2 separate regions of the Mus musculus genome follow, and region 2 is linked to region 1. The links are chromatin contacts, found by Hi-C or POLR2A ChIA-PET in ENCODE. All regions are on one chromosome and are shown on one strand. The core of a region is the stretch at or near the end of the contact, and the rest is flanking DNA. Distances in the headings are between cores, read along the strand shown.

What was found. A loop is a pair of places that touch in the nucleus more often than their neighbours do. ChIA-PET counts read pairs that join two places held with the same protein, here RNA polymerase II (POLR2A).
Region 2: a loop to region 1 is called in a map of left cerebral cortex, with 4 times the contacts of the local background. The contact joins the promoter of Sertad4 here to the enhancer-like site in region 1. A Hi-C loop is called at or near these places in 6 of 37 maps with a recorded cell type or tissue (Patski, gastrocnemius, left cerebral cortex and 1 more). POLR2A ChIA-PET finds 5 or more read pairs at or near these places in 1 of 5 experiments (Patski).

The regions. Positions count from the first base shown.
Region 1 is chr1:192,804,154-192,808,131 of GRCm38, reverse strand. No RefSeq gene overlaps it. Among named protein-coding and RNA genes, the nearest start is that of Gm31078, 24 kb to the right of the region's middle. Within about 2 kb of position 1,256, at least 1 of the 3 ENCODE cell types and tissues checked has a DNase peak (open chromatin) inside an H3K27ac peak, as active enhancers do.
Region 2 is chr1:192,853,819-192,857,812 of GRCm38, reverse strand. It overlaps Sertad4 (SERTA domain containing 4), which reads left to right and starts at 2,061. Exons shown (of 4, transcript NM_198247.2): 1 at 2,061-2,370. It overlaps Gm15867 (predicted gene 15867), which reads right to left and starts at 2,885. Exons shown (of 2, transcript NR_131748.1): 1 at 2,735-2,885; 2 at 957-1,798.

The sequences.
Region 1 (3,978 bases), core at 7-2,506:
GTGTGTAGAAGTCAGAACACAGCTCATTAGGGTCAGTTCTCTCCTTCCACCACGTGAGGCCTGGGGATTGTGTTAGCATGATGGGGGGGGGGGGGGCTTACCAGCAAGCATGGATCTCTTGTGGTGGCTGAGATGGATGGGATGCAAACCTGCAGTTTCTAGGTCTGAGTCACGGCACTAATATTATGATTATAAAAAGATAAAGGGGGGAATATGTTCTATGGGGGTGTGGTGAGGTGTGGGGGACAGGGGTGCTTCAGCGGGCCCATGCCAAGGCATCCCCTCCCCTGAGGAACCAGCCACAGGATGGTATAGTGTAGAATAGAGTTTATTCAGGGCATGGGGTGGGGAGTTAAGAGGGTTGTAGAGGCAGAGAAAAGCAGAGAGAGAGAGAGAGAGAGAGAGAGAGAGAGAGAAGGGGAGGGGAGGAGAGGAGAGGAGAGGAGAAGAGCAGAGAGGAGGGGAGGGGAGGGGAGGGGAGGGGAGGAAGAGAAGAGAAGAGAAGAGAAGAGAAGAGAAGAGAAGAGAAGAGAAGAGAAGAGAAGAGAAGAGAAGAGAAGAGAAGAGAAGAGAAGAGAAGTAGAGGTTGGCCATGAGCCTGTGAAGAGAGGGGGATGGGAGGGGGAAGGGAAAAGCCCAAGAGGGCAAGAGAAAAGCAAGAGGGAAGCAAGAGTAAGAGAGAGAGGAGGGGGCAAGCAGCCTCTTTTATAGTGGGCCAGGCCTACCTGGCTGTTGCCAGGTAACTGTGGAATGAAGTTTAGACAGAATGCTAACAGATTGAACTCAAGGTGTCAGGCTTAGCTGCAATTACCTCTATCTGCTGGGCCATCTCGCCAGTCCTTTTTGTTTTGAGGCGGGGACTTATCACTAAGTTGTGCACATTGGCCTTGAATTTGCAGTGATCCTCTTGCCTCTGAACACTGGGACGAAAGGCATAAACCTCCACTCCCAGCCAGCATATGTTTTAAAAAGAAAGTTCTTCTGTGTCAGGGTGCAGGATGTCAGGCAGGGTGTGGACATCCAGACAAGGCACAGTGGTGGCCACAGAGAGTAGAGTTCCTGGCTCAGGAACTAACCTCCTTAACGGGGACACATGCTGAGACTTGCCAATGGATTAACTGTGGAATGTGAGGAAAAGAATCAGGAAGAATCATGGTCACTGTGGGAGCTGCAGGACTTGAGTCAGCCCAGGCAGCTGCTGCGTGGAAGGTGCGAGCTTAGCTTTGGCTTATGCAAGGATGAAGAAGGAGGCCAGAGGCAGGGGGTGGGGTAAGAGAGCTGGCTGGCCACTGACCACAGGACTGGCCAGGCAAGGTGAGGAACATGCAAGCTCTGGGGAGGCCTTTGTTCCAACACCATCTCCCTTGCCCTTGAAAAAGGATCACTGGGGCTGCCTGTGTGGAAAATCTACCACAGAAAGCAAGAGACAAACCTGGGGAGGGGCTGGGTCTGTAGGGCGAGGGAGCAGAGGCCTGAGGGGTCAGTGGTTTATGCCAGAGGGAGGGATGAGGCAGAGCAGCTGTCTCCCTCTCTGGCCTGCTATATCCGCATCCTTCTGAAGAGTATGAACTTTGCTTACTGTGCACTGCGTGTGCCTCCTTACAGCACCCCCACTCCCCACTTTGTTTATGGTACTGAGAGTCTCTCTCTTCCCCCCCCCCCCCGCATGACTGATCATTCTCATATTTTACTCATTATTTTGAAACCACTGTCACTAAAAGGGTAAGCCTTGTCAGGGCTCAGGTTTCTCTGAGCTTTGTCTGCCTCACAGACTCTAAGCCTAGCTGTACCCAGCTCTTCTGTCTGAGTACAATGGACACAAATAACATTGGGTAGGTGGGAGGGAGTTTTTGATATGAGAAAAAGCCGCAGATGCAATATGTAGCACAAACATGGGCAAAGGAGGGCACATAACTAAGATACCGTAGAACCTTCTACCTTGGAAATTGCCCTCGACTTGCCTGTCTGCTGGGGATGGGTGGCCCGTGGGATGACTCTATGAAAGAAATCACTTCCACCCAGACACGGGTCAGACTAAAGTCCAGGCTAAACTGGGACTCACTATGCAATCTGCTGCGTTCAGGACCCACTCAAAGCTATCCTCCTGTCTCAGCCTCTCACGTCTCCTGGGATGACAGGAATGAGCAGTCACATCTCACTTTAAATAACTAACAAACGATTCTTTGAATAAAAAAATAATAAAACCTGCTGAATTATTTAGTGTTCTTGTTGTTGCCATTAGATTCCCCAGCCAGAAGCAACTTGGGAGAGGGCGGCGGGTTTGTCCGGAAGCACAGTTTAAGAATATAGTCCTTTGTAGCAGGAAAGTCACGGTGAGGGAGTCGTTCACAGCGGTGGCAGCAGGAACACATGGCTGCTTGCTCACATCCTCATAGGCTGGGAGCACAAAGGGACAAATGCTACCACTCAGATTTGTTTACTTTTAGTCAGTATAGGACACCAGCTCAAGGGATATTGCTGCCATACAAGAAGGGTCTTCCCTACCCAATTAGCTCTATCTGAAAATGCTTTTCACAGACATATTCTGAGACATGACTCACTGGTAACCTAGATGTGTGTTAATTCAATACAGTTGTCAATAAAGACTCACGTGTTCACCTCTTGTCAGGTGACACCCAATCACATGACTCGAAATGAATTCAGTTCCCTGTAAGAGCACTTAATGTCTGTCTCATCAGGCCCAGCAGCAGTGGAAAGTCTTTCCCGTGATTAGGACAGTCTCTTTCTTGATGGAGAGGCCTTGTAAAGTAAACAGGTTATGAATGTCTGATGTCCAGTTCACAGGACACATTCCTGCATCGAGAGAGGGGAGAGAGTCACAGCAAGGACAAATCAAACTAAAGCAAGGCCAAAGGTCAACAGGGCAGACACCAGCCCAGCTGCTCCTTGTCTGGTACCTGGGGCTTGTCCTGGAACCATCTGGGTTCTAGTGGGCTTGGCAGCTCTGGGTTCTATAGCTTGCAGCACACAAGGCCTCTCTTGTGGGCCATGTACTCAGTGCCTACGGCTTTCCTCAGTGGATGCCCCAAGATTTGGCCTTTTCAGTATTCTGGGGTCTCCACTAGAACTTAGGCATCACCCATGCATCATTAGACAGCTCCATGCACAGCCGGGTGAGAGCTCCTGGCACATTACTCGTCCTCTGAGGCTCTCTGGGACCTTGATGCGAGCCTCCAGGACACCCTCACTCCTGCCATTGTGTGCCTTCAAAGCAAGCACTACGTGGATAATGCCAGGATCTGCTTGCCAGCTCAGAATGCAGCCTGGCCCTCTTGAACCACAGATGCAATGGGTTTCTGAGCTCCTGGCTGGCAGAACCTGGGAAACTATTCCCTTGGTGGCCCTGCTTAACAGAAATGCCCTGGAGCTCTCTCTGTTTAGCACTGGTTTTCCCCGTGAGAGCCTTTCAAGTCGTTCCACACTCCTACACAATAAGCTTTTAGTGGATGAAATTGGAATTTTTCCCATCAAGGTACCTTTCTGTTTATCCCAGTGCAAAGTGCGAGGCTTCTCCTTAATGGCTCCAATCTCTAACAATTACAGTCACTTTGTCTGAACCCATATTGTTCTCAGTCATGACCAATTCAAGCTCCTTTCCTGGCCAACCTGAACTTTTCTTTTCCTCAATTTTTTTCTGCTTTGCTTCCCAATCTTACACTGTAAATCTGGGTAAATTCAATGAGCAGTAACTATGCCACAGCCTAGTTGCCATACCTACTTGAAACTTCCTTCATTTAAGAACTTAGTCCACTACTTTTGAACTTGGTCTAATCCAGGTTTTCAGGAAAGGGACAAAACACAGCCTCTGCTGGCTAGTTTTATGTCAACTTGACACAATCCACAGTCATCTGGAGAGGAAAGAGCTGTAACTGAGAAAATGCCTCCATAAGATCCAGCTGTAGAAACGCATGAAACTCAAGAAGAATGAAGAGCAACGTGTGGACACTGTGCCCCTTC
Region 2 (3,994 bases), core at 812-3,311, 49 kb before region 1:
AATGTTTCGCTTTCCGTAGGCACGTGACTGCCTTTTGCGGTAGCATGCTTGTTCAGCTGTGAGCAGGTGGGCACTAAGGGACAGTAACCCTGGCATTAAAAGTGAGTCAGGAAAGCTGCCAGTGAAACAGGGTCAAGTTCATATGCATAGTTGCAAGGGTACAGGGTTTAAATGCAGAAATTTGGTTTGTAGGCACCCCAGGGTGCTATGGAGTTTCCCCAGAAGGCTGGGTTTTAGAGATAAAGCTCTAAAGAAGCAAAAGCAGCTTGTGCTGGATCTTAGTCTCATGTTATTTCTCAATTTTATGCTTAATTTGCTCCTTTTGGTTTTATGTATTTTGACACAGCTAAGTGTGTGTGTGGATTCCCCATAGCCCTTTAAATGCTATGAAACTTTAATATGGGGAGATAAAAACAATAATAAGCCATGCCTCCGAGCCCCACATTTAGTTCTTTATTTGAGCTACAGGATAAACAGTTTTAGGTTAGAATTTGGATTCCCCAAACTGCACTGCTTTAAAGCAGTTGTGCCTCCTCCCTCCAGTGAAGAGTAGACTCTACCCTCAACCTGGACGTGGGACTCTCATGGACTGAAGAAAAAAATTATCTCGAAAATTCCGAAATCATCATCTAATGCCCATCTTGGCATGAGTCAGGGCAATTTAACATGGTTTGGAATGAACCCAAGAAAGCCCAATCTCAGGCGTGCAACCCTGGACTGTCTTTTGGAAAAACTGAAATATGCTGGCCACGGCCTCCTGTTTTCAGCATTGTTCTCTTGGTGTCCTGATACCCTAAGAATTTTTGTGTCTTTGATGCACAGAGTTCAATAGAAACACTTTCTAAATAGATTAGTCCTGACGATGGTTAATATTTGCTACTTTATTGAATAAGGCACATTTACTTCATAAAATAAAAAAAAGGAAATTCACTTAGCTGCATGTCAGTCACCCAAATTTTGAGTGTACAAATGAAATGGAAAACATTTATTACACAAATTTAATTACAATTCTAGGAAATAAACATGCAAATCAGATGGAGCTCAATCTGCAGGCGCTGATCCTCTCCCCCTGGTTTGCAGTCTGTGCGCCTCCTGGATTCGCAGCGACCAGGCAGTCAGAGGCCTGGATCTTGCAGGCGGGAGGATCACTGCTATAAAGAACTGTGTCACATTCAGCGCATCTGGCATAGTAGCAGTTCTTAACACTTTGCACAGGTGCCTCCCTTCCCCCACCCGCGCTTTGTTACGGTCTACCTCTCTAAACCTCTTCCTTCTTTGCACCAGAAGTGACCTCTTCATGACAGAGGGACCCAGACAGCAGTTATGAATCAATGTGTTTGCGGTTTGTTTGTTTTGCTTTTAAAGAAAAACCCAGCCATGCTTGGTGGCACTTGGTAGACAGAGACATACGGATCTCTAAAAGTTCAAGTCCAGCCTGGTCTACACAGTGAGACCCAGTCTCAAAAACAAAACAATAAAAATCCACACAAAAACTAACTCCAATAGAATCCACTACAAGAAGAGGGGGGGGAAATCACTATTTATAAAATAAAATGACTTGAGCTCCTGTCACAGCCTTTCCACCAAGGGCAAGCTTCTTTATTAGTTTTTGTTTGTTTGTCTGTTTGTTTTTCTTGTAGGTTTCCCCCACGGGGATCCGCACCCAGTAGCTGCCAGTTCACGTGGCCGCAGGATGAGTGCTGCCTTGTTACACCCAGGCTGCTGGGGAAGGGATCGAGCGGGCGGGGGAGCGCAAAGGCTCAGTCCAGCTCTGACATCTGTTTCTCATCTCCGTGTGCTGTACAGAGGGGAAGAAAGTCTTTAGTAAGGGGTGGGAAAGGCACAGATTTTTTTTTTCAAATCACACGCACACACAATAAGAAAACTAAAGCAAAATCTAAAAAATAGACAAGACGTCTGGGCAGGTTGCGATGAACGCTTCGTGCGTTGCAGCCCCTGCCTCCCGCGGGCTGCGCGCGTGGGGTCCGGGCTGCGGGCGGGAGCGGCCCGCGCGGCCCCGAGGGCGGAGGCGGAGCGGGGGCGGAGGCAGGGCGGGCGGGGGCGCGGCGCCCCGCGATCTGGCAGAGCGGAGGGAGGCGGGGAGCGCGCTTGTCAGGTTCCCTCTCGCCCCGGGGGCATCCAGCAGAGCCAGGCTCGGAAATCCGCGGGGAAATGGCAAACAGGATTGACGGGTTTCTCGCGCTCCTCGCCAGACACATCGGCTCATTTCCATAACCGTCTGCGGCGGCGGCGGCGGGACCTGCGGGGACCTCGGCCGCCGCGTACCCGGCCACGCCGACTGGGCCCGGGAGGCGCGTGGGCAGCGGCGGCCGCGCGGAGGACGGCGGCGGCTGGAGCGCGGGGCGCGCGGTAAGAGCCGTGACCCCAGGGCGCGCGGGGGCGGGGAGGGTCGCGCGTGGGGCTAGGGCGCAGCTGGACACAGCGGGGCGCGGGGGCGGCGCGCGCTCTCCGGGGTCGCGCGCCCTTCCCGGGAGCTGCGGCGCGCACGAGGCGACCCGGGCGGTGGGCGAAGACCCCGTGGCGGCGAGTCGGGTTTCCCCGGGTAGCAGGAGGGTCGGCCTGGGGCCAAGAGGGTAGGGAGGAGGGCCTGCGGGGCGCAGGGATGCGCGTTCCGCGGAACAAGGCGCCGCTGCCGGAGCTGACACCTTGTGTCCCCCGCCACCTCCGCGCCCGCCCCTGCTCCTGGCTGCGGGCGGCGCTGTCCTCGGCTCACCTCCCCGCGGGCTGCCAGGCCCACGCCCCCGCCTCTAGCAGTCTCCTCGGCCCCGCAACTTTCCCGAGTGCCGGGCCGCAGGAGCGGGGCACCAAGGTCCACCCCTAGCTCCAGCGGCGCGTACCGCGCGGGCGGCAGCAGCTCGGCGAAGGACCAGGGCAGCTGCGGGCTGGAGTGTGGCCCCGCCAGCCGCTGTGAGTCATAGCCTTGGAATCCCACCTTGGCGTGTATTTCCCATAGAAGGAAACTTGGTTTTTAGAAAGAGCGAATAATGATAGCCCTTATTCTTCAGGAGAGGCACTGGGCTCCAGCACCTTGGAAGACAACTTGCCTTTGTTCCCAGACACTTGGGCTGTTTACTTTTCCCTGCGGCCAGCGGCTAGCCGGACGGTGCCCTCGGTCCAGAAAAGGGCTTAAGGGCAGTGATACCAGTCTCCAGGGTGCGTCTGTTTGAGACCCTGGATAAGGGACCCGTCACACCCCTGTACCCCTCCTAGGGCCTGGACTGAGAATGCTAACCCCAAAGCTCCCAGTGGGAAACCTCTGACCTCCTTAGTCGTGTCCGTCCCCCCCCCCACACACACACACCTGCATTCCCAACCCCCAACACCGACAGAGAACTCTTAGCCTCCTGGGACTGCAGCTGGCCATTGCACTTCCCGGGGCACCACAAGGACCTGAAAAAAAAACAAAACAAAAAAAAACCCGACACCTGTCAGGTTTGGAGCGTTGAAGGGTTTTGTTCTTCCCACCCAGCCCCTCCCTCCACCATTGGTTGAACCAGCCAAACTGTTGAGCTTCTGCCTGGGACCGCCTGGAGACCGTGGGTGGGGAAGTCATTTGGCTCTCCAGGACAGAACACTGCAGTTCTCTGGATTGCAGCGGTCACCCCATGCAGTCCAGGGTTGGACTCTGTCTTCCAGCAGCTTAGAGGCACCTTATATAAAATGCTCTGCAATTCCCAATGTCAGGAGGAAGAAGGATACTCCTTCTGTCGTGCTGCTTTATGTCCAGTAGCCCCTGTTAGATTCCCGGCACCCTGAGCCATAGCAGCCAGAATGGCTTCATTCAGGAAAACCAAATTGTATAGAAATGCACTCTGAAGAGCACTCAGTGAAAACTCTCACACTTAGCCTTGAGAGGGTGCTGGAGGGGCCATTCCACACTATCACCTCAGTGACCAAACAGTCTCACAGGAGCCTGAGGGCCACAAGCTTGGGTGCTAACGCTCTCCGTTTTAACTAATTTCTGATACTAAAA